2 separate regions of the Homo sapiens genome follow, and region 1 is linked to region 2. Evidence: read pairs that join two places in POLR2A ChIA-PET (ENCODE). Cell type or tissue: OCI-LY7. All regions are shown on one strand. Each heading gives the region's core, and the rest is flanking DNA. Links, peaks and the distances in the headings are about the cores only. Region 1 holds the start of BRPF1 (bromodomain and PHD finger containing 1). Region 2 overlaps IRAK2 (interleukin 1 receptor associated kinase 2).

What was found. ChIA-PET counts read pairs that join two places held together with the same protein. Peaks named below come from ENCODE experiments on the same cell type or tissue, not always from the same donor. Only the 100,000 strongest peaks of a DNase experiment are listed, where the experiment ranks them.
Region 1: POLR2A ChIA-PET joins it to region 2 with 6 read pairs; 3 of 35 experiments call an interaction of 5 or more read pairs at or near these places.

Annotation. Positions count from the first base shown.
Region 1 is chr3:9,729,296-9,745,203 of GRCh38, forward strand. It overlaps BRPF1 (bromodomain and PHD finger containing 1), which reads left to right and starts at 2,440. Exons shown (of 14, transcript NM_001003694.2): 1 at 2,440-2,843; 2 at 4,836-5,444; 3 at 9,704-10,663; 4 at 11,484-11,646; 5 at 12,013-12,144; 6 at 12,730-12,876; 7 at 13,649-13,958; 8 at 14,283-14,606; 9 at 14,929-15,213; 10 at 15,713-15,860. The coding sequence starts at 4,846. It overlaps CPNE9 (copine family member 9), which reads left to right. Exons shown (of 21, transcript NM_153635.3): 21 at 212-613. The coding sequence ends at 397. RefSeq lists enhancers at 1,876-2,435, 2,996-3,555 and silencers at 1,899-2,258, 2,729-2,778, 2,789-2,918. In OCI-LY7, for the core only: no CTCF peak of the experiment used is centred there; no DNase peak of the experiment used is centred there.
Region 2 is chr3:10,231,385-10,247,292 of GRCh38, forward strand. IRAK2 (interleukin 1 receptor associated kinase 2) reads left to right here. Exons shown (of 13, transcript NM_001570.4): 11 at 3,075-3,275; 12 at 7,364-7,655; 13 at 10,732-12,361. The coding sequence ends at 10,844. Among named protein-coding and RNA genes, the nearest start is that of TATDN2, 9.1 kb to the right of the region's middle. RefSeq lists an enhancer at 2,724-3,326 and a silencer at 11,172-11,241. In OCI-LY7, for the core only: no CTCF peak of the experiment used is centred there; a DNase peak (open chromatin) is centred at 11,147.

The DNA of each region.
Region 1 (15,908 bases), core at 7,093-12,092, 500 kb before region 2:
GCCAAACTGGAGTGGGTTGAGGGTGAATAAAAGGTGGAAAAAAAAGTGGGTGGAGAGAAAGCAAATGTAGAAAACTGTTCAAGATGTGGAGAGGGAGATACTGTGATAGTTGGAAAGAGATGCTGGGGATCAAAAAAGAAGCCTCCCTGCTGCACCCCCATGCCCTCTCTCCTGGTCATGGCTTATCTCTTCTTGTCTGTGCCTGACCCAGTTCGTCCCATTCCGAGACTATGTTGACCGGTCGGGGAACCAGGTGTTGAGCATGGCCCGACTGGCCAAGGATGTGCTGGCCGAGATCCCGGAGCAGCTGCTGTCCTATATGCGCACCAGAGACATCCAGCCTCGGCCCCCACCCCCTGCCAACCCCAGCCCGATCCCAGCTCCAGAGCAGCCCTGAGGATTCCACATATCCAATGCCTCACAGTCTGCAAGCCTGCTCACCCACTGCTTCTGCTTTAAGCCAGAGGCACCTGGAACCCTGGACTTCACTGGGAGGGCCAACTTGGAGGATCAGTGCTGGCTGACAAGCCCTCCGCCTCCTTGCCTGCAGAGGGCCTGGCACTATCACCACCTCTCTGCCTTCATGCCAATAATAAAGCTGATCTTTATTCCACCTCTGTCTCATGCATGTTGGCGAAGGAAGACTATGGGACCCAACGACTGGGGCCACATCAAGAGGGAGGGAACCAGGATGGCTTCAGTTAGATTCATCCCCATCCTAACACGTTCATCCAATCACTTCTTCATACATTCTTCAAAGACCTTAATAAGTGAAACTTTGTATGTTTTTCCTCAGGAGAGAGGCCCATAGTTGTTTTTTTTCTTTTTTCCATAAAATCCGAATCCTACACACGACCCATAGTTCTCAGCAGATTCTCAAACGAATTCCTGACCACTAAAGGAGATAACTTAGTATAACTCTGCTTTGATCCATCTATTCTGAATTATTTTAATAAGGATAATAACAGCTAATATTTTCTTTGAACATTCACTACATGTCAAACCGTGTGCTAGGTGATTTACAAGCATCATCTCATTTAATTCTCACAACAACTCTGAGAACAGGTACTATATATTATTCCCACTTTACCCATAAGGAAACTGAGGCTCTGAGAAGATGAGTCATTTAAGATAATTCATCAGTTTGACTTCAGATCCCAAGATCTTAATCAGCAAACCTCTTCCTGGCATGTCGATTTTATTGGGATGGTTTTTAGAAAACATACATTTTATTGGGTCAAATGCAAAGTTTGCATTAAGAAGATAGAAGCTTTCAGATGCTTTGGGCTTTGTCCCAGAACCCTGGAAGACCTTTCACGCTCCTCTTTGATGACAAAACTGGAGAAGTATTGTTTAAGGATGTCTCCCCCTGCCATGCAAGTTCTCTGAAACCCTCAAGAACTAACAACAGAGTTTTCGAGCTCTGTTTTACAAATAAGGAACTTAAAGAACTGAACTTGCCCACGTTCACATTGCTAGGAGGTGACCCACTCACATTAAATCAGCTGTTTTGGCACCATGTTCCAATCAGCAACCCGCAGCACATCCCTGCCAACCCACAGATTTCCCACCGCTTTACCAGACAAGCCCTTTCACACCCACCGGCCCCAAACCAGCCCCTTCTCTCAGACCCATACCTTTTCTCTAGCACCTCTCCTTTACTTTTCCCAAGTTTCTTCCCTTTCCTTCAGTCACGCCCCGTTATCCCTAATCGGTCCTGCCCTTTCCCCACAGCTCCGCCCCTGCCTTACCAAGCCCCGCCTGCTCCCTTCAGCGTCGCATCGCTTTTTCCAACTTTGTTCTTTATTTCTAGTCCAGCTCCACTTTCCAGGCTCATCCAAAGCTCCGCCCTTTCTCTCGCGAGTACTCTTCTTCTGTTTAGCCCCACTTTTTACCCCGCTATTCTAACAGGCCCCCGCTGTGCGGTAGCCCCGCCCCCTCCCACAAGCCCCGCCCCACAGACCGGTCTAGTCTCCAGCCCCGCCCCGGTCCTACCCATAACTACCGGTCCCTTAGGCTCCAGCCCGCATCCCTCTTGCTCCCGGCCCTGCCCCCAGCCCCGCCCCGTGACTCTGGCCCCGCCTCACCGCCTTCCTCCGAGACCAAGGCCAGGTCCCTCCCGCAGCCGCGGCGCCAGCAGGAGGCAGGGAGCGGATAGGGAGGAGGCAGAGGGGGAGGGGAGAAGGGCGGGCTCCTCACGCCCAGCCCCGCGCTCACCGTCCGTGGTTGCAGATTCGCCACAAACCGCCCGACGACCCCAGATCCCGAGTACGGTGACTTCAGTCTCCAGAAACTCCACTCTAAGATGGGAGAGCTAGAGAAGCCCTGTGGGGTGTCCAGGGTCCTTTCTGAATCCCGGAGCACGGTCTTTCGAGCCTCAGCGGGCGGGCGGGGATCCGTGGCGAAAGTGCAGCTCAGTAGCGCCGCGGCGCCACGTTTACCCTGCGCAGACGCCGTCGCCGCCGCTGCTGCCGCCGCCGCTGCCACAGCCTTTGCCGCCACGGTCTCCGCCGCCGCTGTCCTCGCGCTGCCTCTGGGAGCCTCCATTGTTCCAGCAGCGCCCGGTCCCGAGACCGGGCATCTTGGGGGCTCGCGAAACGGGCGGCGGCCGACGGAGTTGAGACCCCAGGGCGCCGGCGGGACCAGGAGCGGCAGGGGTCAGCTCAGGAATCCCGGGGAGCCGGGACCAAAGCGTGGGGCGGCAGGGGGCCGGGGTGGCGAGGTCTACGGTCTCCGGAGTTGGGGCTCCCCCTTCCCGGCCCGACTTTCCCCGCCGACCTCCCCAAGTGGGGTCGGAGCCCCGGCGGGCGCCCCCGGCGATGAGCCCGGACTCGAGGTGGCCGGTGAGTGCGGGCCTGGGACCAGGGCGGGAGTGGCCGGCAGGGAAGGGGTAGGCTACGTTCGTGGGACGCGCACTGAGCCGCGTGGCCCGGGAACCTCTCTGGCAACTCCAGTTGGGAGAACTGACAGTGCATTGCTTCCCAGCAGGCATCCTGGGGCAACAGTGTATCTTTCGGGGCTGCCCGGGCTAGTGGCAGGCGGGGAGCCTTGTTTCACTTGTTACACTTCCACAAAGGGGAAACGCCGCCGCATCCGGAGAGTGGGCTGCGGGCACTGCCGGGGCCCAGCCCTATCCCTCCGGCCCCCGCCCCTTACTTCCTCCAGCCCCCTGAGCTTCAGGGGCAGATGCAGCCGCCATTCTCCTTGGGCCCTCCCCACGGGCTTTCTGGTCTAAGTTCTCGTCTCCCTCGCCTGTGCCTCTGCTGCCGGGTTCCAAGGGGAGATTGCTGATTCGCTGTGCTACTTTGGGAACCATTCACCCGGGACCCAGCTTGGAAAGAGGAGAGCTTGTTTGTGCTTCGGTTGGTTTATGTTTAAAGACACAGCCGCAGGTAGGAAATAGAAGAGTTGCAGTTGGACGTGTAGCGTTACTGATGTGAAAATCAGGAGCCGTTGACAGTGGAGCTGGAGCAGCCCACTTGCCTGGTTAAGGCACAGGTGGAGAGGCCAAGAGGGGTTATTTTGTCAGGGAGCTCATGATAGCCCTGCCTGGCTGGGATGGTGCCAAGCCCCTAGCTGAATGGTTGAACTCAACTAGGCCGAGAGAAATTGGGGCAGTCTCTGACCAAGCTGGGCTTCCTGAGGCCTGGTGCCATCTGCTGTCTACACTCACCCAGGAATGTTGGGGAGCGGGGAGGGAGGGCCCCTGCGGACCAGCATGGAGCTGAGCATGCCTAGATTGTCGCGTTCGTGTTTGTACCCTTAGGGCCTGGCACTTGGTAGTCACTCAGTTGATGTGTGAGTGGGTGAACAGCTCAAATGTAATACAAGCTGCTGTCACTGACTAAATGACCTCAGTTTTCACTTTGTTTCACAGTACATCTCCTACCCAGTACCAGGGCCAGGCTCCCCATAAAGACCTCAAAAGTAAATGAATTCTTTCTGTGATCCAGTGATTTCTGCAGGAGTCCAACGCTAAAGCATTAGCCACCCACCCATTCAGCTTTCTACATGGCCTTCATCCCATCTGAGCTCTCAGTCTGGTGATCCCCTCATTCAGCTATTCGTTCAACAGGTCATTCATTCGTTCGCCAAAAACTGAATGTCCAGTGCATGCTAGGTACTGGGGATACAGAGGTGGATAGGCTCTGGTACCCTTGCTACACAGCTCCCAGTCCAGGGGGGAGACAACTTTCAGTATGTCAAGTGCTGTGGTAGAGGTGAGAATGGAATGCTGTGGAAACAGCTCCCCATGGGAGAGTCAGAGAAGTTGTGTCAGAAGTGACATTTGAGCTGGTTTTTTGAAGAATGAGTAGGAGCCCACCAATCAGAAAGTATGGAGGGCATTCCAAATAGGGATCATTTTGCAGGAATGAGAGGTTATAACATTCAGGGAATGGCAAGATCCCCTGTGTAGACAAAAACAGCTGTAACTTGTAAAAAGAAAGGAGGACTAGGGCCAGTCAGTGAAAGGAGCTCTTTGAATGGCATCATAGAGAATTTGGAATATTATCTTGAAGGAACTGGGAGCATCAGGAGGCTTTTAATGAAGAGAGTGTCATGATCATTACTACCTGGTAGAAAGATCATTCTCCTACATGATGTGAGATTGGGCTAAAGAAGTTGAGACATAGGGCAGGATAACCAGGCAAGAGGTGATGAGGGCCCAGATATGGGCTATGGTGGAGGAGATGGCATTTGGAGACACTGTAGAGGTAGGCTGGCCAGAATCTGGTGACTCCAAGTGAGGGGGAGGGCTAGAAAGACTGGGGTCTCTGGTGCAAATGGCCAGGAACTCATCCCCAGCCTTATGTTAACTGATCTGTGTATTCTAGATGTGACAGCATGGGGGTGGACTTTGATGTGAAGACTTTCTGCCACAACTTGCGGGCGACTAAGCCACCATACGAGTGCCCGGTGGAGACCTGCCGAAAGGTCTACAAGAGTTACAGTGGTATTGAGTACCACCTGTACCACTATGACCACGACAACCCACCACCCCCACAACAAACTCCACTCCGCAAGCACAAGAAAAAGGGGCGCCAGTCACGCCCAGCCAACAAGCAGTCACCCAGCCCCTCAGAGGTCTCACAGTCACCAGGCCGTGAGGTGATGAGCTATGCACAGGCCCAGCGCATGGTGGAGGTGGACTTGCATGGCCGCGTCCACCGCATCAGCATCTTTGACAACCTGGATGTGGTGTCAGAGGATGAGGAAGCCCCCGAGGAGGCCCCTGAGAATGGCAGCAACAAGGAGAACACTGAGACACCAGCTGCTACTCCCAAGTCAGGCAAACATAAGAACAAGGAGAAGCGCAAGGACTCCAACCATCACCACCACCACAATGTTTCTGCGAGCACCACTCCCAAGCTGCCAGAGGTGGTCTATCGGGAGCTGGAACAGGACACCCCTGATGCCCCACCCCGGCCAACTTCCTATTACCGGTAAGGCCACCTCTACCTTGCAGCTCTGGAAAACTGGTCAAGCAGGGCTCACTAGCCAGAGAGAGGTGAGAGGCACAGATAGAAGAGTGACAGGAATAAAGAATAGTGAAAGAACACTGATTTTGCCAGGGCAGTGAGTGGAATGGTACGCCACTAATGCACTTACTCTACAGTGCCACACGCTACTCCTTTATTTTATTCTCAAAACTCTCAGGTAGGTATTTTTCTCATTTCACAGATGAGGAAACTATGGTCAAGAAAGGGTGCCAGATTTATCCTTTTTTTTTTTTTTTTTTTTTTTGAGACAGGGCCTGGCTCTGTCACCCTGCCTGGAGTGCAGTTGGCTCACCCCAACTTCCTCCTTCCGTGCTTAAGTGATCCTCCCACTCAGCCTCCTGAGTAGCTGCAACTACAGGCACATGCCACCATGCCCAGCTAGTTTTTAAAATTTTTTGTAGAGATGGGGTTTCACCATGTTGCCTAGGCTAGTCTTGAATTCCTGGACTCAAGTGATCCACCCACCTCAGCCTCCCAAAGTGCTGGGATTACAGGCGTGAGCCACTGTGCCTGGCCAGACTTATCTGAAATCACATGCCAGTAGATAGCTGAACTGGGATTCAAACTCAGGTCCCTCTGACTCCATAGCTGTACTGTTTCCACTGTGGCAAAACATCCTGTTTCTGATTCCTGGTCCTCTCCATTTCCTTATGCATGACCTTGGGAAATGCATCCAAATTAACGTGTGTTTTAAGGACCCCATCTGCAGAGCAGATACGGTATTTCTCTGTCTCCCAAAAGGTAGAAGACTAGGATCACTGATTTCATAAGGTACTAAAAGCACTTTGTAAATCTGCAGAGGTAATTCTCCCACTATTTGTTCTGTTATTGTCATCTGTCCTTTAACATGTTTAAGCAGTATTTTATACTTAAACAATATTTAATACTCCTCCAGTGGCCCTTTTATTTTTGTCATTTAATTGTTTCTTTAACATGAGGTAAAAGATGAAGGGATATGGGGGGCAGTGTGGTGCTGAAACTACATGGAGAAATCCTGGCTGAAGGATGGCACTAAAACCAAGTGTAAAACCTCTCTGAAAGTTGGCATCCAAGGCAAAAAAGGCATTCTGATGAGTTAATTTGCCAAGAGTGTAAGTTTGTTTTCAGCTACTTAGAAGGCCTGGTCTCTGAGGAGGATTTGTCATAAAAGCTTTTATATGAAAAGCATTTTTTACCAAAAGTGCAGTCCACATGATGTTAAACCTCCATTTTTTTTTTTTTTTTTTTTTTTTTGAGACGGAGTCTCGCTCTGTCACCCAGGCTGGAGTGCAGTGGCGTGATCTCGGCTCACTGCGACCTCCACTGGGTTCAAGCAATTCTCACGCCTCAGCCTCCCGAGTAGCTGGGATTACAGGCACGTGCCACCACACCCAGCTAATTTTTGAGTTTTTAGTAGAGATGGGGTTTCACCATGTTGGCCAGGATGGTCTCGATCTCCTGACCTCATGATCCACCCGCCTCAGCCTCCCAAAGTGCTGGGATGACAGGCATGAGCCACCGCGCCCGGCCTAAATCTCAGTTCTTTAAAAGCAAATCTGGAAACAAGCAATATGGCCTGTAGCACTTTCTTCTCTCCACTGTTTGAGTTTAAGCCCATCTCCCACTTCCTCTCCCATTCTTTCATCTTTTCAGTCCAACTCCACTTCCTTCTGGCTTTCCACAGTCTTTCTCTTTTCTGTTCACACTGACTGCCCTACCCACCTCTGCCCTACTCCAAACACACAGACCCCTCTTTGGACTTCCCCTCCCTCCCAATGGCCCTTGAGCTCTCTCTGCTCTAACAGGCAGCCCAGCCCAGCTCATTCAGCTGCTTTTCTTCCTCCCTCCACTTAGACTGACTCTTTCTTTCTGGGGATCAGATATGTTCTTCAGGGGAGCAGTTCTCAGCAGGTACACTGCAAACAACTGAGATGTGTATTGCATGGAATTTGTTACCACTGTTGGTAAAACTGCCCAAGTTTTGGAAACGATTTACTTTTTATATAAATTGAGAAGATTTGAGGTCATCTCTCTAATAGCATCACTTTCTCTTGCTTGCATTCTAATATGCTTCCTTGAGGGGGAGAGAGAGGGTGGCATGTCAGCTGGTGTGCCAGGAATTATACGTGACATGCAGCCTACCTTATCTGTACTGCAGCCTGTAATCTGGGTGCCTGTGGGAGTGTGTTATGCACCATCACATAATGTCACGTGTGTCATGGCAGAGAAAAGGGTGAGAATTGGTGCTGAAGAGAGCTGGTGCCAAGGCCTGGAAGAAGCCAGATGGTTCACACCATCCATGAGTCATACCCTTGTTCAAAGATAGGGAGGTTGCAGTCACCTTGGGGAAGAGGTAAAAGGCTAAAAAGGAAGAAGCTGCTTCCTACAATGTTTCAGTCTCTCTCCTCCCTTCCACCCCCAAAATGCCTTTCAAATGAACAGTGATGAGTGCCTGTATCTGTATGGCGAATCAGACACAATCCCCACTTCTATCGTGTAGTGGAGGAGTTAGACACATACACAGCTATAATGCTAGGAAGGTGGGTAAAGGCCATACAAAAACTAATAAGTTAACATTTATTGAGTGCTTGCTGCACACCAGGCACTGTCCTAAGCACTTTACCTGCATTAACTCATTTAATGCTCAGAATAGCTATGTGAAATAGGTTCAGATTATTAGCATCACCACTTTACAGATGAACAAACAAGGCTCAGGGAGCTTAGCTCACTTGCCCTCTGTTAGACAGCACCCAGGCAGTGTGGCTCCAGAGCCTGTGTGTGCTGGCCCACTCTAGCAGCCAAAGTTCCATTTCCCACATAAGAGGAGAAACGAGCTAATGTTTTTCTAGGGCCTGCTGTGTGCCACTTGACTTAGCTCATTCATTTTTCAAAACAACTTTTTAATAAAAAGATAAATGTACATATTTGCACACGTCTGTATGTGGTCACACATGACTTAGTGGTTAGGTGGCATTTTACACCAAGGTGCTCACACTTCCTTCCATGGGCCTGCTGGGGGTTGCTGGAGCCTGATGGGGTAGTAGGCACTGGGCAAGGTAGTATATAAATAAATGTAAAGGCCAAGAGTTTGTGGCCTATTCATTTTTATAATTCCATATAACCCTGACAGTTTCTTTGTGAGTGGGTAGTATTATCCTCGTTCTGTCATCAGTAAAACTGAGGTTTAGTACAGCAGTGATGTCCTAAAAGTCATAAAATGGCAGAGGCAGGATTTAAATCTGGTTTGCTTAGAAGCCAAAGCCCCATCCCTTCCTTTGTACCCTGTAGTTTACAGTGCCAGAGTCTAGGCCACCTATAGCATGCCAGGCAAGGAGCACCTTCTCTGTGTGACAAGCACCGAGAGCAGCCCTCAATTCCAGGCCTGTTGGCATAGTAAGTGATACAGGTTGGACATTAAGAGCACTGGGCTGGAGGTTGAATGCCTCTGCCTCTGCCACTCCCTTGTTATGTGACCTATCTATGTTTTGATTAACTTCTCAAAGCTTAAGTTTTCTTATCTGCAAAATGAGGACAACAAGAACACTAACTCTATGGCTGTGGTAAGAATAAATGTAATAGTTAAGCACAATGCCTGGCTCATAGGAAATCCTCAGTAAACCTTAGCTATTATAATTGTTATCTCCCAAGGCTATCCAGTGAACAAACATAGCACCTAGAGTTTGACGGAGCCTTGAGCTGATGCTGACACTAGCTGAGAGAAGATCCATGGCAGCTCTAGTCGAGGCCCTGCCCACCAGTGCTAAAACAACTTATATGTAATTTGTCAATGACATCCAATGACCTTCCTTCTTCCCCGATTCTTCGTACCATCATCTGGACCACTCTAAGGGGTACTAGCTGCCCCACCTTCCTCCTTTTAGAGGAGGCTGGCTGAGCCTCTGCAACCCCAAGAAGATGGTGTCACATATAGCAGCTAGGACATGAGCTTTGCAGTGGCAGACCTGGGTTCACATCCCAGCTCCACCACTTTCTCACAAGTGAGCTGGGGCCAGGTGATTAACCTTCCAAGCCTTAGGTTTCCTTTTCAGCAAAATAGAAACGATGATAGTACCTATAATATCTGGAGTTAAGGTGAGGATGAAATGAGACAACACATCTGAAGGGCATAGGCACAGAGTAAGTGCTCAATGGCAAATGACCCATCATCTTTAAGGGAGGGAAATCTCAACCATGTGATGCTGAGTTCCCTGTTTGTACCGTAGGTACATCGAGAAGTCTGCAGAGGAGCTGGACGAGGAAGTAGAGTATGACATGGACGAGGAGGACTACATCTGGCTGGATATCATGAATGAGCGTCGGAAGACAGAGGGTGTAAGTCCCATCCCGCAGGAGATCTTTGAGTACCTAATGGACCGACTGGAGAAGGAGTCGTACTTTGAGAGTCATAATAAAGGCGACCCTAATGCGCTAGTGGACGAGGATGCTGTTTGCTGTATCTGCAATGATGGTGAGTGCCAGAACAGCAATGTCATCCTCTTCTGTGACATGTGCAACCTGGCCGTGCACCAGGAGTGCTACGGTGTCCCCTATATCCCTGAGGGCCAGTGGCTGTGCCGCCGTTGCCTGCAGTCACCCTCTCGTGCTGTGGATTGTGCCCTGTGCCCCAACAAGGGCGGTGCCTTCAAGCAGACAGATGACGGGCGCTGGGCCCATGTGGTGTGTGCCTTGTGGATCCCTGAGGTCTGCTTCGCCAACACGGTCTTCCTAGAGCCTATTGACAGCATTGAGCACATCCCACCAGCTCGCTGGAAGCTCACCTGCTACATTTGCAAACAACGGGGCTCAGGGGCCTGCATCCAGTGCCACAAGGCCAACTGTTACACAGCTTTCCATGTGACATGCGCCCAGCAGGCTGGCCTTTACATGAAGATGGAGCCTGTGCGGGAGACAGGCGCCAACGGCACCTCTTTCAGTGTCCGCAAGACAGCCTACTGCGACATCCACACGCCTCCAGGTTCAGCACGCCGACTGCCTGCCCTGTCCCACAGCGAGGGTGAGGAGGATGAAGATGAGGAGGAGGATGAGGGTAAGGGCTGGAGCTCAGAGAAAGTCAAGAAGGCCAAGGCCAAGTCCCGGATCAAAATGAAGAAGGCACGGAAGATCCTGGCAGAGAAGCGGGCAGCAGCACCTGTGGTGTCAGTGCCCTGCATCCCACCACACAGGTATGTGGGGAGCCGGTGGACAGGCAGATGAGGGAGAAAGGAGCCTCCAGGAGAGGAGCTGGCAGCCTCCTGAGTGGAATGGCAGGGCTGGGCTATCTTCCCAGGAGCTGCATAGAAGTTAAAAAGAACATATTTTCAAAACAGATAGTTGTCTTTAGCAGGTCACCTGACTTTCACATTAAGAGCCAGAAATGTCAGCTTTTATCTGGCATAGCTAACAGGCGTTTTGGAACTGCCCTTCATTTTGATGGTGTGGTTTGTTAAGTTGGGATGGAAGAGGATGGAACTGCCACTGGCAGCAATGGAAAAAATGGTCTGAATATGAAGAAACAAATAGAATGAAAAGCGGGGAAGGGGAAGCTCAAGAAGTTGTGAAGTGGTTACTGCTGCTCATTTGGGCTGTGATGGCCAGGGATTTTTTTAGTTCTCTTGTGCCGTTTATTTGATTTACTATATATTTCTGCTGTACAGTTGTACTTCATTTTAAAACCTTCAAAGGCTCAGTCTCAGTGGGGCTCCCAGGGTCAAATAGTACTCTGGGCTGCAGTGACTAGAGCAGTCTTAGGGGCAGAAGTCCCTGATTGCTGGTGTACAGGGTTAGGGATCTGGTTTAGTGCTGGGAGCTTGGTTTCCTGTCTGCCACGGTACCACTGATGGCACCACTCTTTCTTCCTTGCCTTAAGTCCAGAGTCCCAGGCCTTTTGGACAAGAGATCCTCTCCCTTCATCCCCATTCAGGAACTTTCACTGGCCAGAGACCCTTGCTCTGCTTAAGAGAATCAGGGCCCAACAAGTTTTACTCTTTGTTTCCTGCCTCCCAGGCTTAGTAAAATCACCAACCGCCTGACCATCCAAAGGAAGAGCCAGTTCATGCAGAGGCTGCACAGCTACTGGACACTGAAGCGGCAGTCACGGAATGGGGTCCCATTGCTACGTCGCCTGCAGACACACCTGCAATCTCAGAGGAACTGTGACCAAGTTGGGGTACTGTGTCCAGTTCCCTGTGGGCTCTGGGAACTAGCGCCAGGGGGACGAAAACCAAAATTTGCAACTGTAGTTTCCAGTGTCAGAGGGCTTAGACTCTTTCCTCCTTTAAGCTAGCCCTCAAACCAGGATCAGCATGGAATGTTCAATGAAAAGATGTTGTTCCTATGTGTTTATGTATTCATTCAACAAACACATACCAAGCATTTATTCTGCCAGGCCTTGGGGACACACAGATTGAGGCACTACCAATAAATTACTGTGCTCCCTCTTTTGGCTTGACCTGAGTTTCCTGGGCTCTCTTCTCCCTGTTGACCTTTCCTCTGGCTTTCTAATCATCCTCTGATCTTCGTTTTGCCTCTACAGAGAGATTCTGAGGATAAGAACTGGGCCCTTAAAGAACAGCTCAAGTCCTGGCAGCGGCTCCGGCATGACTTGGAGCGAGCTCGGCTGCTCGTGGAATTGATCCGCAAGCGGGAAAAACTCAAAAGGGAGACGGTGAGTGCTCCTGGGCCAGCCCTATTTTATAAAAGAAAAAACAAAAAATTAGCCAGGCATGGTGGCAGGCGCCTGTAGTCCCAGCTACTCGGGAGGCTGAGGCAGGAGAATGGCGTGAACCTGGGAGGAGGGGTTTGCAGTGAGCCAAGATCGTGCCACTGTACTCCAGCCTGGGCGACAGAGCGAGACTCCGTCTCAAAAAAAAAAAAAAAAAAAAGACCCAGGAGAAGGAATAGCGTGTGTACCCCAGCCAGATAGCAGCAGGGCTGACGCTGGAGTCAGGTCTCCTGGTGCTCGGTGTGCTTTTAGTTCTGCTGGAAGCAGAATGTCACAGGAGCGTATGAACAGAATCCTCAGTTATGTGACATAGGTAGCTGGTGCTGGTAGTTCAAGAAAGGGGGAAGCCAGAATTGTTGGTGCAAGTTTCCCTGGGTGGAGCCTCATAGAAGGTAGACCTGTATGAGTACACCCAGCTGTGAGGGTGGGAAAGAAGGCGGGTTCCCAGGCCAGCTGGGACCATATCCTCAGACCTCTTTGCCACTGAACTGGCCGAGGCCTGGCTGATCAGGCCTTTTTCTATGTTAGATCAAGGTTCAGCAGATTGCCATGGAGATGCAGCTGACTCCTTTCCTCATCCTCCTTCGCAAAACCTTGGAGCAGCTCCAAGAGAAGGACACAGGCAACATCTTCAGCGAGCCGGTCCCTCTGTCTGAGGTAACCGAATTGGACGAAGTAAGAATCCCTTCCCCTCACTCCACCTTCTCTCTGTTCCTCTCCCAGTTGGACCCCTGCTGCAGGTCTGGGCCAGGACTAGATGGGGACCTTGAAGAGAGGGGCTGGTGGCTCTGGGGCAGGATGAACTGGAGCCACATGTATCACCTGGACTCTGTCTTGTCCCTGTCACACCCCAAGGGCCCAGAATGGGAGGCAGTCTGCACTCCTTCCCCAGAGGCAGGGACTGAGTCTGCCAAATGAATAATCCCAGGGCAGGAAGACACTTTCGGGGTGCTGAACCCTAGAACGGAGACTTTAGAAGGCTCAGCACCTAAAGAACCAGCTCTGAAGCCCTAGGTCCTGACTGGCAGACTCTTCTCTCTAAAAGGTATAAAATGAGAGGCCTGAGGCAGCAGCCTCCTTATAAGTTACTGTTAAGTAAAAAGAGCTGTAGGAATGCAAGGTGGTGTTTATTTTCAGAGGAGTCCCCAAGCCATTTTCTTACTAAAGCCTCATATAGTCTAGAAAGTATATTTGGCTCTACTTTCATCATTTTCCAGGAGAGGAAAAGTAGGCCCAGAGAGGTTAAGAGACTTGCCAAAGTCACACAGCTTGTGACTGGTAAAGTCAGGACCAGAATCCAGCTTTCCTTTCCCCTGTGCTATATGCCTGCCTCTAACTGTGGTGGGAGGAGGTTGCTGGATGTGTTTCAGGGGGGCTTGTTAGGAGCAGGGTTCGGGGCAATAAGGAGGATATCTCCACTTAAAACAAACCTGCCCTGCCCTTCCAGGTACCTGACTACCTAGACCACATCAAAAAGCCCATGGACTTTTTCACCATGAAGCAGAACTTGGAGGCTTACCGCTACCTGAATTTTGATGATTTTGAGGAGGACTTCAACCTCATCGTCAGCAACTGCCTCAAGTATAACGCCAAGGACACCATCTTCTACCGGGCAGCAGTGCGGCTTCGTGAGCAGGGTGGTGCTGTGCTCCGCCAGGCCCGGCGCCAGGCAGAAAAAATGGGCATTGACTTTGAGACGGGCATGCATATCCCCCACAGCCTGGCTGGAGATGAGGCCACACACCACACTGAAGATGGTGGGTGATATATCACACACACATATAAGAGGCCAATGCCGGGGATGGACAGCTTTCCAAAAGTCCCCTCCTGGGAGCAGGCAGTGTAGGCAGAAAGCAGCTAGGCTGAGCAGTGGCAAGCTATCCCCAGGAATGCTCCCCAAGAAGCCAGACTGGGTGAATGGATAGCAGTGCCCGCCATTCCACATCTTGGTGCTGCTATTTTACAGCTGTTCCTGGTGAGAAGCCCAGGGGGGATGAGTGGGTTTCTTGCTGCCTGCCCAGGTTCAAGGGGCCCTGAGGGCTGCCCTGAGTCTGACCTTTCCCCTCCAACCCTACCCCTAGCAGCCGAGGAAGAGCGGCTGGTCTTGCTGGAGAACCAGAAGCACCTGCCAGTGGAAGAACAGCTAAAGCTGCTTCTGGAGCGGCTGGACGAAGTGAATGCCAGCAAGCAGAGTGTGGGCCGCTCACGGCGTGCAAAGATGATCAAGAAAGAGATGACGGCACTGCGGCGGAAGCTTGCCCATCAGCGAGAGACGGGACGTGATGGCCCTGAGCGGCATGGCCCCTCGAGCCGGGGTAGTCTGACACCCCACCCGGCAGCCTGTGACAAGGATGGGCAGACAGATAGTGCGGCAGAGGAGAGCAGCAGCCAGGAGACAAGCAAAGGTCTGAATCCCATGGCAAGGTGGACCCCAAAGCAAGTCAGACTTTGGCTCTGCAGCACACACTCAACCCCTGCCATTCCCCAGGCAGAGGTCCCTCCTACACAGCTAGCTGTACTTTCTCCCTCATTCCCCAATCAGGGGCCTCTTAGCTGCCTCTCTGGCTATTTGTATAAGAGTTAATCTTCCAAATTCCAAGCCCCTAAAATGATCTCCCCAACGTTAGCTGGAGTAATGGTCCTATATGCCCAGGGCATGACCCTGGATATCTACCCTTCTCAAATCAGGCCCCTCACCAACTCTCCTTCTTTCTTTCTCTGCTCCAGGCCTGGGTCCCAACATGTCCTCAACCCCCGCACATGAGGTGGGCAGGAGAACCTCAGTTCTGTTCTCCAAAAAGAACCCGAAGACAGCTGGACCGCCCAAGAGGCCGGGCCGGCCCCCCAAAAACCGGGAGAGCCAGATGACCCCCAGCCACGGAGGCAGTCCTGTGGGGCCCCCCCAGCTCCCCATCATGAGTTCCCTGCGTCAGCGCAAGCGGGGTAGGAGCCCCCGGCCCAGTTCGAGCTCAGACAGCGACAGTGATAAGTCCACAGAAGACCCCCCAATGGGTGAGCCTTACCATCACCCAGCCCCCCAAGAGAGTGAGCAAAGCTGCCATTCTTCCCAGCATACTCCCAGTTACCCCTTTATTTGCCCATAAAAGAGCGAGCTAGAAGGGTCCTTAGGAATCCTTTAACTCCACTCACTCATCTTACAGTTGGGAAAACTGAGGCCCAGAGACACTACGACCCAGCTAAAGTCCCATCCAGGGCCCCCTGCCTCCATTGTATCACTTTACCTTTTCTCTTCTCACCTTCCTTGGGGATCTCCTGCCCTTTAAGCCATTTGTGTCCTAAAGCCAGTAACTGCCGAGGGAAGCAAGGGGTGGAGCAGGGCTGTGGCCAACTGTGGTAGACACTGCCCAGAGCTAGCTCTGCTGGCCAAGGTTGGAGGAATTTTCCAGCACAGAAGGGGAACCCAAGCTCCAAGTCCCTCTTACCTCCATGTCATCTCTGATCTACATCTTCCTGACCGGTTCCTTCCCTCCTCCCCTTCCCTTCAACCAAGACTTACCAGCCAATGGCTTCAGCGGTGGAAACCAACCAGTGAAGAAGAGTTTCTTGGTATACCGTAATGACTGCAGCCTTCCCCGGAGCAGCTCAGACTCTGAGTCCAGCAGCAGTAGCAGTAGCAGCGCTGCTTCAGACCGGACCAGGTACCAGCCCTCCAGATCGAGGCCAACCTCAGGGGATGCCCTTCCAGG
Region 2 (15,908 bases), core at 8,580-13,579:
AGGTTCAAGCAATTCTCCTGCCTCAGCTTCCCATGTAGCTGGGATCACAGGTGTGTGCCACCATGGCCCAGATAATTTTTGTATTTTTAATAGAGATGGGGTTTTGCCATGTTGCCCAGGCTGGTCTCGAACTCCTGAGCCCAAGTGATCCTCCTGCCTTGGCCTCCCAAAGTGTTGGGATTACAGGTGTGAGCCACCGTGCCCAGCCAAAAGTTGCTTTTTAAGGGTGGTTTGTTTGAAACTAGACCCCAAAAATGTCCATATATTACTTTGGTTATGTTTGTTTTTTTCATTTTTAAAAAAAAATTTTATGTGGAGATGGGATGTCACTTTGTTGCCCAGGCGAGTTTCGAGCTCCTGGGCTTAAGCATTCGCCTGCCTCAACCTCCCAAAGTGCTGACATTACAGGTGTGAACCACCACGCCCGGGCATGGTTATGTTTCTTAAGACTCTTATTCTTGGCCGGGCACGGTGGCTCAAGCCTGTAATCCCAGCACTTTGGGAGGCTGAGGCAGGCGGATCACAAGGTCAGGAGATCGAGACCATCCTGGCTAACATGGTGAAACCCCGTCTCTACTAAAAATACAAAAAAATTAGCCGGGCATGGTGGCGGGTGCCTGTAGTCCCAGCTACTCGGGAGGCTGAGGCAGGAGAATGGCATGAACCCAGGAGGCGGAGCTTGCAGTGAGCCGAGATCGTGCCACTGCACTACAGCCTGGGCGACAGAGCGAGACTCCGTCTCAACAACAACAACAAAAAGACTCTTATTCTCTCACAACCTCTCCCGCAATGCCCTTTTTCATTTTGGATGTCGTTGGATTTTTGCATAGACTAGGTCATTTGCCCTATGTAGACAGACTGTCTCACATTCTGGGTTTTGCTCATTACATCCTGTGGTCTCCTTCCCTTGTTTCTCTATTCCTCATATTTCCTATATTTGGCAGTTAGCACTTGTGACTTGTTTAGAGTCATGGTCATTGCCTTTGTCAAGAACACTTCCTGGAGGCGCTGTGAGCCTCCCATTGCTTCACTACACGGGGCGTAGCCTGTTGTCCTACTTTTAGTGCTAAGACCGATCAGTGTGTTAAGGTTTTAGTGCTAAGATTGATCAGTGGTTTCAGGTGGAGCTGCCGACTCCTCCATGGTGAAGTTCCCTCGACATCCTTTCATCGCGTGTTCTCAGTCCCCCAACCCCTGTTTAAACACTAGGTGTCTTCTGTAGTTTTTTTGATTATCGTCATAGTCTTTGCATCAAGATACATAGCAATGATGGCAGGTTTCCATTTGGGGCAAATTGTGAGACCCTGCCTCTAGAAAAGAAGAAAATAATACACTTCTACTGTTCTTGATTATCAGCTTTAAACACTAGTACACTTTAAAAAAAAAATAAACATTTAGGCTGGGTGCAGTGGCTCACACCTATAATCTGAGCACTTTGAGATGCCAAGACAGGAGGATTAGTTGAGCCCAGGAGTTCAAGACCAGCCTGGGCAACATAATGAGACTCCATCTCTACAAAAAATTTAAAAATTAGCCAAGTACAGTAGCATGTGCCTATAGTCCCAGCTACTTGGGAGGCTGAGGTGGGAGGATCGATTGAATCGAGGAGGTTGAGACTGTAGTGAGCTGTGATTATATCACTGTGCCCGGCCTATTTTTATTTTTATTTCTTATTTATATTTTGAGACGGAGTCTCACTCTGTCGCCCAGGCTGGAATGCAGTGGCGCAATCTTGGCTCACTGAAGCCTCTCCCTCCCCAGTTCAAGCAATTCTCCTACCTCAGCCTCCCGAGTACCTGGGACTATAGGCACGCACCGCCATGCCCGGCTAATTTTTTGTATTTTTTAGTAGCGACGAGGTTTCACCGTGTCAGCCAGGCTGGTCTCGAACTCCTGACCTCGAGTGATCTGCCAGTCTCGGCCTCGCAAAGTGCTGGGATTACAGGCATGAGGCACCGCACCTGGCCTACAATACATGTTTTTACAATATTTAGTATGTTTGTAACATTCATATATGCTAATCATATATACCATATTACTCATGAAATATACAATATAATTTATATTAAATATGCTTACATATTTGTATAAAATTATTATATAGCATATGTTCTATTGTATGCATAGTTCAGATTGCTGCATTTTATGTGGTACAAAATATAAAATATATGTAAATACAAAATGTATAAGAAGTATAGACATAATATTTTCTTTATAGTGGCTCTCCTGTTATGTATATAGGTCAGAATCCTACATTTGAAATGTTTGTATCATAAGAGATTGTCCATGTAGTTAATAAGATTAAATTATTAAGTGCTTATCATGTAGTAAGTGCCATATAAATGGTAGCTATTATTACTATTAGTTATTATCACTAAAAGACTATTGAATGTTCCGTGTCAGATGTCACTCTCTGTGCTTTAGGTGCACTGTTTCATTGAATGGTTGTGTTAGTCCTAGGTGTAGGTATTTTATTATTTTTTTGAGACAGAATCTCGCTGTCACCTAGGCTGGAGTGCAGTGGCGTGATCTCAGCTCATTGCAGCCTCCGCCCCCCACCTCCCCCACCATAGGTTCAAGCAATTCCTCTGCCTCAGCCGCCCTAGTAGCTGTGATTACAGGCGTGCACTACCAAGCCCAGCTAATTTTTATATTTCTAGTAGAGACGGGGTTTCGCCCTGTTGGCCAGGCTGGCTCGAACTCCTGACCTCAAGTGATCCACTCGCTTCTGCCTCCCAAAGTGCTAAGATTACAGGCTTGAGCCACTGCGCCCGGCCCTGGTGTAGGTATTTTTGTTGTTCCCATTTTCCTGATGAACCAACCGAGGCCTAGAAAAATTAAGGCCCCACGTTTGTGGCATGAGTTCACTATGGAGTGCCCTGTGCATGTAGGAAATCGAATCCTTCTCCATTTCTTGGGGGTTTTACTTCTTTCTGGAATCCTTGCATTTATTCTTACGATGTCCGGTCGGTTTTCTGAGCATTTTTTGCAGCTCTGGAGGTGAGTGGGGCGCGTGCGTTGGCTCTCGCAGCTCTGCAGCTCACGCAAGGGCGTTTCTACCCTTCTTCCCACAGAAGGACTTACTCCTCAGTGATATTCCAAGCAGCACCGCCTCGCTCTGCTCCAGGAAGACGGGCGTGGAGAACGTGATGGCAAAGGAGATCTGCCAGAAGTACCTGGAGAAGGGCGCAGGGAGGCTTCCGGAGGACTGCGCCGAGGCCCTGGCCACGGCTGCCTGCCTGTGCCTGCGGAGGCGTAACACCAGCCTGCAGGAGGTGAGCCTCGCCCGCAGCGGCCTCGCTGCCTGGGCCACGCGTGGGTCCACCTCATCGGGGACGGCCCCTTCGCAGAGGCCTGGTGCACAAACCAGGGTTGTGCTTGCTTGCAAGCCGCAGAACCTCCTAGAGCTCCCATCAGCCAAAGGGCGGTGTAGGGATGGATAGTGCGGAGCCCGAGGACGGGTATTGCAGGGCCTCAGGGCGCAGGACCAAACCCGTGGATGTTAACTGAACTCGATGAACTCTCTGTGAATCGGCTTTATTCCCCCTTCTCTATAGGCCCCTTCCCCTTTCCTCTGTGTTCTCTGGAGGGAACGGCTCTGCCCGCAGTTTATAACAGAGAGATGAGCCTCCACCCTGAGTCCCACCACAGAGGGAGAACCTGATTGGCTGAACTTGGGTCAGTTGTTTACCGCTTGGCCAATCAGGCATGGTGGGGCGGTCCAGCATGCAAACCGGGCTGCCCAGGGCTCCATCCCTGGATGGTGTCGGCGCCAGGTCCCAAAGAAAGGGAGTGTGCTCAGCCCATGCACTAGGCGGACGTCCTAGAAAGCAGCCACTACACGGGGTAAGAGATTTTTTTGGACATGAGAAGTAGCCGTGGCTTCCATGGTAAAAGGTAATCAAGAGACTACTGCTTGATCTTTTTTTTTTTTCTTTTTGAGACAGAGTCTCCTTCTGTCGCCCAGGCTGGAGTGCAGTGGTGCTATCTCCAACCTTCGCCTCCCGGGTTCAAGTAATTCTCTTGCCTCAGCCTCCCGAGTATCTTGAATTACAGGCATCAGCCGCTCTGTCCGGCCTTGCTTGGTCTTTCTAAGGACAAACTCTCCACTGCCTGGGAGGACCCTTAGAAATCATCTAGCAGAGTGATTTTCAAGTGGTGTTGGGCACAGAGGGGCTCCTTGAGAATACTCAGGAATTGCTGTTGGCAGCAAGAGGGGTTGGGGGAGGTGCAGGCCCCCACCTGTGACTCGGACCAGACACCCACTTTTGACTTCTCTCAGTTACTGTATTGGGTTCTCTGGAAAGGGTTTGGTAGCTGGAAAAAATCTTCAATAACCACTGCTGTAGCCCAAGCCTCCCATTTTACAGAAGGGCAAGTGAAGGGCCACAGACGAGAAGATGAGGCCACAGAACTTGTTTTTGTCAGAGCTCTCTGGACTCCCAGTTCAGCCTTATGTCCATCGTCTTGCGCTGTCACGTGGCAGGAGCTGGAGGCTTCAGTCTTTGTTCTCAGCCTTTGCTAGCACAGGTGTCCCCCAAGTGTCCATGTGCCCCGATGTTCAGTCATTCATTCCGCAGTTGTACACTGGGGCCAGGGGACACATCTGTTCGGGAACAAGGCAGACCCAGGTCCACGCTCCTGGAACTCATGGACATTGCATAGTAATTGTCTTTGTGGTGAGCGCCAGGACAGTGTATGATGAGGACCCCACCCTGTTGACCTTCCTGAGGAAGGGGGGTTTAAGCACACGAAGAGCAATCCAGGCAGAAGGAACACCCTGCAAATGGCCTGAGCTGAGAGAGAGCTCAGCACGTTCAAGGGCCTGGAAGAAGGTCCGAAGGGCTAGAACACAACACATGGGGCACAGTGGCTTGTGTTGGGTGTGTCGAGGAAGGAGTTGTCCAATGATAGAAGGCTTTGTAGGCACAGTAAGGATTTTTGCAGAGCCACTAAGGTTTTTTTTTTTTTTTTTTTTTTTTTAACAGAATCTCACTCTTTCACCCAGGCTACAGTGTAGTGGTGCAATCTCGGCTCACTGCAACCTCCACTTTCCAGGTTCAAGCAATTCTCCTGCCTCAGCCTCCCGAGTAGCTGAGATTGCAGGTGTGTGCCACCACACCCAGCTAATTTTTGTATTTTTAGTAGAGATGGGGTTTCACTATGTTGGCCAAGCTGGTCTCGAACTCCTGACCTCAGGTGATCCACCTGCCTTGGCCTCTCAAAGTGCTGGGATTATGGGCCTGAGCCACTGTGCCCAGCCTCACTAAGGTTTTTAAGCAGAGGTAGGACATAATCAGTTTTATATTCTAAAAAGTTCTGTCTCCTTCAACCAATTATTCTTTCAGTAAGACTTTCATTCTTTTATTCATTCCATTATTTTGTTCAGTGTGTCACTTAAGGTGCAGGTGAAACTGCTATAACAAGGAGACTGCAAAATGCAGTGGTTTAAATAAGATAGATGTTTATTCTCTTTAGTGTAACAGTTTGAATTTACGCAGTCCAGTGTTAATGTGGCAGTGCCACAGTATTGGGGACCCAGGCTCCTTCTATGTTGTTTGTTTGCTATCCTTACCATGTGGCTTCCATGTCAGGGTCTAAGATGGCTGCTGTTGCTCAGGCCATCACACCTGCAATCCAGCCAGTGAAAGAGGGTTAAAAGGAAAAGGTGGACACACTCCCTTTCTTTTAAAGATATAACCTGGAAATGCATCACTTTTTCTCACATAATAGAGAGCAGAACTTAGCTACATGGCCACGCCTAGCTCCAAGGAAATGCGGTCTTTAGATTGGCAAATATTTATTGGGCATCTACTGTGAAGATTTATCTCAAGAAGTAACATGTGACCTGGGCCTTGAAGGATGAGACGTTTGCCACGTAAAATAAAGGGGATAGGGCACTTTAGGTGTAAGAAGAGGTAGGAGATGGCCTTAGCTCTTAGTACATCACAACCAAGCTGGGAAGATGAAAGAACAGCTGGGTCAGGGACTGGAAGATAATAAGCAGGCCTGGGTTTGATGGTCACCTTTGCCATTTACTGTACTGGCTGGGTGGCTTTAGGCAGGGAACTTAACTTTTCTGATCTTTTAATTTTTTATTTATAAAAATTCATGCATTGTGTATGAAATGGATACATTAGTGGCCGGGTGCGGTGGCTCACGCCTGTAATCTCAGCACTTTGGGAGGCCGAGGCGGGCGGATCACGAGGTCAGGAGATCGAGACCATCTTGGCTAACATGGTGAAACCCTGTCTCTACTAAAAATACAAAAAATTAGCCAGGCGCGGTGGCGGGCACCTGTTGTCCCAGCTACTCAGAAGGCTGAGGCAGGAGAATGGCGTGAACCCGGGAGGCAGAGCTTGCAGTGAACCGAGATACGCCCCTGCAGTCCGGCCTGGGCGAAAGAGCGAGACTCTGTCTCAAAAAAAAAAAAAAAAAAAAGAAAGAAAGAAATGGATACATTAGTATACTGAATTTTTTGCAAGGCACTGAGGAGATGAGATTTGTTATTGTTATTACGGGTATAAGGGTATGTATGTGTGCTCTGTGTGTGTGTGTGTGTGTGTGTGTGTGTGTGTGTGTGAAGAAGAAACATTCCTTCCTTGCTTCCGTCTAATTTTCCTAACCTCCCTAACCACAAAAACCTTCCAGGGCAACATCTATATTATTTGTGCTTTTTTGATTGAAAGTGTTAGGAACTTAAACTCTTACACACACACACGTGCACGCACACACACACAGACATAGGGAGGGGGAAGAATATGAATGAGTGAATTAGCGAATGAATGAACTTAGTGTCTCATTTAACCAAACAACAGAGAGGACAGGCATTGCTCTGGTTTCAGGGAAGTTAGACCCAGGATCTCAAACACCAAAGGTACAGCCATTGTGTCTCTCTGTCTGTGGCTCTCTCTTCGTTGCTTGCCTCTGCTTTACTCTGTGTTGAGCTTTCATTTTCCCCTACTGTAAATGGGTTTTCTGGGTGTAGTGGGGCGTCTGGTTCTACCACTAGAGAGGAAAGGCTGGAGGTCTTTCCCCAATAAGCTCTAGGTGGAAAAGTTTCAGGGAAGGATTCTGATTGGCCAGCTTCGATCACATGCCCAAATCTAGACTAATCCCTATGGTCAGAGGAGTGGGGTACTATGATCTGCCCATGTTGGGTCACGCCGTCTCATCTATGACAGGGCGGTTGGTGGGCAAGCACAGGTCTTTTCAAAGGAAGGGTGTGGTTTTTTCAGACAAAACAACCAGCATTAGGTTCTTCAGTCTGCTCCCCGCCCCCTCTCTGCTGGGAGGCCAGATGTTAGCATTTCTATTTCAGAGAGAATTCCTGATGAGCTCCCTTCTCTCTCTTCTCCCAAAGGTGTGTGGCTCTGTGGCTGCTGTGGAAGAGCGGCTCCGAGGTCGGGAGACGTTGCTCCCTTGGAGTGGGCTTTCTGAGGGTACAGGCTCTTCTTCCAACACCCCAGAGGAAACAGACGACGTTGACAATTCCAGCCTTGATGCCTCCTCCTCCATGAGTGTGGCACCCTGGGCAGGGGCTGCCACCCCACTTCTCCCCACAGAGAATGGGGAAGGAAGGCTGCGGGTCATCGTGGGAAGGGAGGCTGACTCCTCCTCTGAGGCCTGTGTTGGCCTGGAGCCTCCCCAGGATGGTAAGCCGGAAGTCAGAGTGCATTTGGATGCTCATGTGTGTGTCCCCAACTTCAGCCCATCATTTTTTCTTTCTGTTGCCTTCATTCACTCCTTCATTTGGTTATTCAGCCATTCACCAACCAGCCAGTTTTTCACAGAGAAACCTGGGAGGCATCCTTGACACCTCCCTCTCCCTGCCCTGGACTGTGTCCGGTTAATCACCCAGTCCTGTCCATTGGCCTCCAAAATCTCTCTCACCTCCATCTACTTCTCTGCGTTCCCCCTTTGTCTGAGCTCCTGTCCTCAGGGGACTGCATAGCTTCCCTGAGTCCTCCTCCATCCTGGCCCCTCCCTCACTAGGTCCTTCTCCAGGAGCCAGCCAGAGTAGCTTTTAAAAACACAGTGCCGGCCAGGCGAGGTGGCTCACACCTGTAATCCCAGCACTTTGGGAGGCCGAGGCGGGTGGATCACCTGAGGTCACCCTGGCCAGATCACCTGAGATCGAGACCAGCCTGGCCAACATGGCGAAACCCTGTCTCTACTAAAAATACAAAAAAATTAGCTGGGCATGGTGGCGCGTGCCTGTAATCCCAGCTACTTGGGAGGCTGAGGCAAGAGAATTGCTTGAACCCGGGAGGCAGAGGTTGCAGTGAGCCAAGATTGTGCCACTGCACTGCAGCCTGGGCGACAGAACAAGAGTCCGTCTCAAAAAAACAAAAAACAAAAAACTCAATGCATGTCATCCCTCGTTCAAAGTCCTCAAGGCCCCATGTGGTCTGTTCCTGTCTGCCTCTCCTCTCAACACAAACACCATCCTCACCAGTCACTTCTAAAGATATCTTCCAGGCTGGGTGCGGTGGCTCATGCCTGTAATCCCAGCACTTCCAGAGGCTGGGGTGGGCAGATCACCTGAGGTCAGGAGTTCAAGACCAGCTTGGCCAAGATGGTGAAACCCTGTCTCTACTAAAAATACAAAAATTAGCTAGGCATGGTGGCGTGTGCCTGTAGTCCCAGCTACTTGGGAGGCTGAGGCATGAGAATCACTTGAACCCAAGAGGCGGAGGTTGCAGTGAGCCGAGGTCGTGCCATTTCACTCCAGCCCTGAGTGACAGAGTGAGACTCCGTCTCAAAAAAAAAAAAAAGAAGATACTTTCTGGCTGGGCGCAGTGGCTCACGCCTGTAATCCCAGCACTTTGGGAGGCTGAGGCGGGCAGATCACGAGTTCAGGAGTCCGAGACCAGTCTGGCCAATATGGTGAAACCCCATCTCTCTACTAAAAATACAAAAATTAGCTGGGTGTGGTGGCAGGCACCTGTAGTCCCAGCTACTTGGGAGGCTAAGGCAGGAGAATTGCTTGAACCCGGGAGGTGGAGGCTGCAGTGAGCCGAGATTGCACCACTGCACTCCAGCCTGGGTGACAGAGGAAAACTGTCTCAGGGAAAAAAAAAAGGTACCTTCCATTCCTGCCACTCAGGTCCAAGGATACCAAGTTTCTTTCTGAAATAAAAAATTAGGAAGCCCCCCCCCCCCCCCCCCGCCTTTTTTTTTTTTTGTTTTGAGACAGTGTTTCACTCTTGTTGCCCAGGCTGGAGTATAATGGTGTGATCTTGGCTTATGGCAGCCTCCGCCTCCCGGGTTCAAGTGATTCTCCTGTCTCAGCCTCCCGAGTAGCTGGGATTACAGGCATGTGCCACCATGCCTGGCTAATTTTGTATTTTTAGTAGAGACAGGGTTTCTCCATGTTGGTCAGGCTGGTCTTGAACTCCCAACCTCAGGTGATCCGCCCACCTCGGCCTCCCAAAGTGCTAGGATTATAGGTATGAGCCACCGCACCCGACCAGGAAGGCCCTTTCAATGCAGTGTCCCTGTCCCTTAGTAAACATGGTTCAATGAATGTCCCAGGCTCTGACCACTCCTGTTTCTCTTTTACTCCTCCTGCCATGGGGAGGGGAGAGGAAGAAGAAAGACAGGATGTGAGCATTTTTTTCACTCCACCCTCCCACCCCTCAACATCATAAATAGGAACAGGGAAACCCTCTCCTTTCTGGAAGGCCAGGGTAGGTTGCAGGGCTTCCTGCAAAGACAGAGGAGATGAAAATGCTCATTACAGCTGGGTGCAGTGGCTCATACCTGTAATCCTAGTACTTCGGGAGGACGAGGTGGGCTGATTGCTTGAGCCCAGGAGTATAAAGATCAGCCTGGGCAACATGGTGAAAACCTGTCTCTACGAAAGATGCAAAAATTAGCCAGGTGTGGCCAGCCAGGCATGGTGACTCACGCCTGTAATCCTAACACTTTGGGAGGCTGAGGCGGGCGGATCACGAGGTCAGGAGATCGAGACCATCCTGGCTAAGATGGTGAAACCCCGTCTCTACTAAAAATACAAAAAATTAGTTGGGCGTGGTGGTGGGCGCCTATAATCCCAGCTACTCAGGAGGCTAAGTCAGGAGAATTGCTTGAACCCAGGAGGCAGAGGTTGCAGTGAGCCGAGATTGAGCCACTGCACTCCAGCCTGGGCAACAGAGTGAGACTCCATCTCAACAAATGATAAATAAATAAATAAATAAATAAATGGGCTGGGTGCTGTGGCTCACAGGCCGGGCGTGGTGGCTCACGCCTGTCTGTAATCCTAGGACTTCGGGAGGCCGAGGCGGGTGGGTTGCCTGAGCTCAGGAGTTCAAGCCTAGTCTGGGCAACACGGTGAAACCCCTTCTCTACTAAAACACAAAAAAATTAACTGTGTGTGTCGTCCAGCCTGAGCAACAGAGTGAGACTCCATCTCAAAAAAAAAAAAAAAAAAAAAAAAAGCCAGGTGTGGTTGTGCACGCCTGTAGTCCCTGCTACTCCGGAGACTGAGGTGGGAGGATCACCTGAACCTGTGAGGTCAAGGTTGCCTTGAGCTGAAATTGTGCCACTGCACTCCAGCCTGGGCAACAAAGTGAGACCCTGTCTCGATAAAAAAAAAAGAAAAAAAAAAAAAGAAATGCTCATTACACTCAGGGCCTGATTCAGAAACCTGATTTAAGTGACTTTAAGAATTATAATAATAGTAACTTTCATTCAAGTCGCTCTTGTTTGCTTTCTGTTGAACATCAGTTACAGAAACTTCGTGGCAAATTGAGATCAATGAGGCCAAAAGGAAACTGATGGAGAATATTCTGCTCTACAAAGAGGAAAAAGTGGACAGCATTGAGCTCTTTGGCCCCTGATGACCGGAACACAGCTGAGGACCCTTGTCCTCAGTTGGAAAGATGAGCATCAGATCAAGAAAAAGGTCTGAGGCAGAATCCAAGATCTGCCAGGAAACACACAACAAAACATCTGCTGTCCTGGGTGGGAGGGAAACTTCATTTCACTGGAATGAGTTGGGAGAGAAAGGCCCTCAGCTTTTAGAGACACAAAAATCCATGAAGTCTCTTCCTTTCTGGGCTTTGTTAGTCAGAGCAGGGGATCAGAGGAGACTGAAGCAGAAACCCTGCACACGGGCCCAGGATGTGGCTGATTTTGTGGTTCCGGGGAGTATGTGATGATAATCACCCCCAGCAGATTCCATTACCTCAGCAGCTCTTGTTCCCCCGCCACTGGCAGTTCTGCAATGCCATAGCATTTTCCAGAGCTAAGATCTCTGGGTTGTATTTGCTGACAGCCTGCAAGCTTGCATGCTCTGAAAGATTTTTTTTAGTTTTTAATTTTTTTGTAGAGATGGGGTCTCGCTTTGTTGGCGCAATCCTCCCACCTCAGACTCCCAAAGTGCTGGAATTACAGTTGGGAGCCACTGTGCCTGGCCTGGAAGACTTTCAACTTGTGTCTCAGTGCAGTTCTTGACTCACCTCTCTGGGCCTCAGGTTCTACAAATGCCAGACACCTAGCGAAGAGCTCTGCAGGCTTTCCACTGCCTGTATTGGAAATCTTGCAATTCACATAATTATTCAGTCACTGCCTGGTACCTTTATCTTCCCATCCCACTAATGTTAGTGTTTTTTAATGGAGCTTTTATTCTGAGAATATGTGTTTGTCTGTTTGTTTGTTTTTTGAGACAGAGTCTCACTTTGTCACCCAGGCTGGAGTGCAGTGGCACGATCTCAGCTCACTGCAAGCTCTGCCTCTCAGGTTCAAGTGATTCTCCTGCCTCAGCCTCCTGAGTAGATGGGACTGTAGGCACCTGCCACTATGCCTGGCTAATTTTTGTGTTTTTAGTAGAGACAGGGTTTCACCATATTGGCCAGGCTGGTCTCGAACTACTGACCTCGTGATCTGCCCGCCTTGGCCTATCAAAGTGTTGGGATTACAGGCTTGAGCCACCGCACCCGGCCGAGAATATGTGTTGTTATTTATGACTGGATTATGAAGAATCAGGAGAATGCATTTCATGTCTGATTCTGCTGCTAATTAAGTCAATCATTTAATTTTTGGGACCTCAGTTTCTTTGTAAGTAAAATAACACCTGCTTGTTCTTCATCCCTGGGCTGTTGGGAGGAACAGATGAGACAGTGGCTATAGAAGCACTTGGAAAATGCACTTGTCCTGTTTTGTAAAATAAAAAGGTATTAAATGTGTATTTCTGCCATGTACCTAATGATTATTCAGTGCGTATATATCTGAAAAGTCATGTTGCAAATCTTTCTGTGAAACAGATGCTATTTTAAATTCACTGGGAGAAATATCCTATTTAAAGTAATCTATAGTAATTTCTTTTTATATAATAAAAATATATTTGTAAAGTCGACAGACAACTTGTAATTAGTTTTGTGTCTGGAAGAATTTGTTTAGAGAAGGCACTCTGTATCCTTGAGATGGGGTAGCAAAGAGCTAGGATCCTGGCTCTTACTGTTGACTGTTAATAGCTGCATGATCTTGGGCCCAGTTAGGGAGTTACTCTGAGGCTCTGTTTCCTCATCTGTACAATGGGAAAAAGAAAACGTACGCATCTTGTAGGGTTGTTGTTGGATGGGTCCTGCCTGGTGAAACATTTGGCAGCTCCCCAGTAAGGACAGCTTTGGCTTGATGTGTGATGTAGCTGAGCTGGGTCCCAGTCCAGGTGGACAGTGATCTATACAGACAGCCCTGTCTTCAGCTCTGGTGTCTGTGAGGATTCAAGGTGAATGTGCATTTTGTGCCCCAAATGGGACCTGGCCTGTTGCGAACACTTTACAATTATAAGCAGAGTGTTTCCAGGGCTGTTTGCGCAATAGAGGGCTGACACCAATAGGTTTGTGGTTATCCAGACATACTTACATTTCTAGACTAGGATTTCATATATTTTTGGAGAAGTCAGTAAATCCCCTTGGGACTTGGATGAAAGCTCTAGACCTTTGCTACATACAGACATACATACATATGCGTTCTGAGTCCATGAATTCCAGACCTTCATGGGCACCATGATGTCTTTTCATGGATCCCCCGTAGGGAAGCCCTGAATTATTTTTTTTTAGGTTAATAGAGGATTTAAAAATCTAAACAGTACAAAGGTTCCATGGTGAGAAGGCAGGCTTTTTCTCAATGGGATCTTAGTCTCCAGTTTCTTGTTCCCAAAGGCAACCACTGTCACTAGGTTGGAGTATCCTTCCAGAGGTGATGGAAAACAGAGGTGATGCTCAACTTAGTCATCAGGGAAATGCAAATCAAGACCTCTATGAGATGCCACTTCACATTCACTAGGATAGCTATAATCAAAAAGACAAAAACAAGTGTTGGCCATGATGTGGAGAAATTGGAGCCCACACACACTGTTGGTGGGAATTGAAAATGGTGAGCACTTTGGAAAACAGTTTGGCACTTCCTCAAAAGGTAAGAATTTCCATATGACCTAGCAATTCTACCCCTAGGTATCTACCCAAGAGAAATGAAAACATGTCCACACAAAAGCCTGCACACCAATGTTTATAACAGCCAAAAAATAGGAACAACCTAAATATCCATCAACTGATAAGTGGATACATGAAATGCGGTCTATTCATGCAATGGAATATTCAGCCATAGAAAAGAATTAAGTACTTGTGAAAAGTAAAGTAGAGGTTCCTCTTCAAAGACTTTCCTCCCCATCTAATTAGGAATAAATAGTAACTTCTCTTAGAAGCAAAATTTATTCAAAGACCTAACATTCTTAAATACCTGCTAGCCATAATAAATCAATGTACTTTATGTTCTTAACTCCCACAATTTAGCCTAAATATTTGCCCTGGCACGGTTATACTGGTGCAAGCAAGCATTAAGTCATAGCCTGTTCCTCTTCCTTATTTGAAAGTGTTTTTACCTTTCTCAGCATTCCACAAGTTACTTCCTCCTTCCTTTGTTCTCCTCTGCTTTTGCCTCTGAAAAAATTCTAAGTTGTTAGCCAATCAAGACAAATACAGAATGTGAAGTCCCGTTTCAGCCAATGGAAACTGGACCCAGAGGTAGGGTGGATACGTCAGGTTATAAATGACCCTGTCTCCTTTGTTGGGTGTACTCGTGGCAAAACTGCTGGCGAGTGTACCCTTTCTGCAGAAAGTGTAAAAATGGCCTTGCTGAGAAAATTATTTATGTTCAAGTGCTATTTCTTTATGGCACTGGGGAACAAGCATTTCAAACATACTGACACGTTACAACATGGATGAACCTTGAGATCATGGTAAGAAAAAGCAAGTCACATATTGTATGATTCCATTTTTAATTTTTTCAGAATAGGCAAATCTATCAAGACAAACTAGATTACAGTCTTGCTGAAATTACAGGAGTGAGCCACCAGGCCAGCTGGTCATACACCTGTTTTCTTTCTTCTTTTTTGTTTTGAGACAGAGTCTCCCTCTGTTGCCTAGGCTGGAGTGCAATGGCACGATATTGGCTCATTGCAACCTCTGCCTTCCAGATTCAAGCGATTCTACTGCCTCAGCCTCCTGAATAGCTGGGATTACAGGCACATGCCACCATGCCCTACTAATTTTTGTATTTCTTTTTAGTAGAGATGGGGTTTCACCATATTGTTGAGGCTGGTCTTGAACTCCTGACCTTGTGATCTGCCCACCTTGGCCTCCCAAATTGCTGGGATTACAGGCGTGAGCCACCATGCCTGCTGCTCATACACTTTAAATGAGTGAACTTTATGGTATATAAATTATATCTTAAAGCTGTTAGAAAGGAACACACAAAGTGGTTACCCTCAGGCATTTGAAAAAAGAAAGCCACATTTACCTTTGTATGCCACTCCTCTCTATTTAGCCACACATGTGTTTTGTTAATGCTTTTCTAGGTCCTTTGTTTTTTCATGTCTTTCTTGGCTATTGCTCCTCAACAGTAAGTTTAGATCACTTCATTCTTTTTGCCTTACATTCCATTGTATGGATATTCCTTAATGTATATAACCAGCTGATAGAGATTGAGGTTTTGTTTTCATTCTAGCTACTACAGACAATGCCACCTTCCAAGGAGATTGTATCAATTAACACGTTCATCAGGGATGTATGGGAGTGCATTTCCTCACATCCTCAGCCACAAGGTATATTATCCTGCTTTTTTTTTTTTTTTGAGATGGAGTCTTGCTCTGTTGCCCAGGCTGGAGTGCAGTAGCGTGATCTTGGTTCACTGCAAGCTCTGCCTCCCGGGTTCACACCATTCTCCTGCCTCAGCCTCCTGAGTAGCTGGGACTACAGGCATCTGCCACCAGGCCCGGCTAATTTTTGTTTTTTTTTTTGTATTTTTAGTAGAGATGGGGTTTCACCATGTTAGCCAGGATGGTCTCGATCTCCTGACCTCGTGATCCACCCACCTCGGCCTCCCAAGGTGCGGGGATTACAGGCGTGAGCCACCGCACCCGGCCCCTTACCTTGTTTTTTGATTATTGCCAATCTAACGAGTGGAAAATTATAATTTTATATGTACTTTTTAATTTAATTTAATTAATTAATTTTTTTTTTTTAGAGACGGAGTCTCTCACCCAGGCTGAAGTGCAGTGGCGCAATCTTGGCTCACTGCAAGCTCCACCTCCTGGGTTCACGCCATTCTCCTGCCTCAGCCTCCCGAGTAGCTGGGACTACAGGCGCCTGCCACCACGCCTGGCTAATTTTTGTATTTTTAGTAGAGGCGGGGTTTCACCGTATTAGCCAGGATGGTCTCGATCTCCTGACCTCGTGATCTGCCCGCCTTGGCCTCCCAAAGTGCTGGGATCACAGGCGTGAGCCACCACACCTGGCCTTACATGTACTTTTTTAATGGTTGAGGTGGAGCCATCTTTCTTATATTTAGGAGCGTTTCATGATTTGTTTTTGTTCATTGCTTCCTTTGCCTTTTTTTTTTTT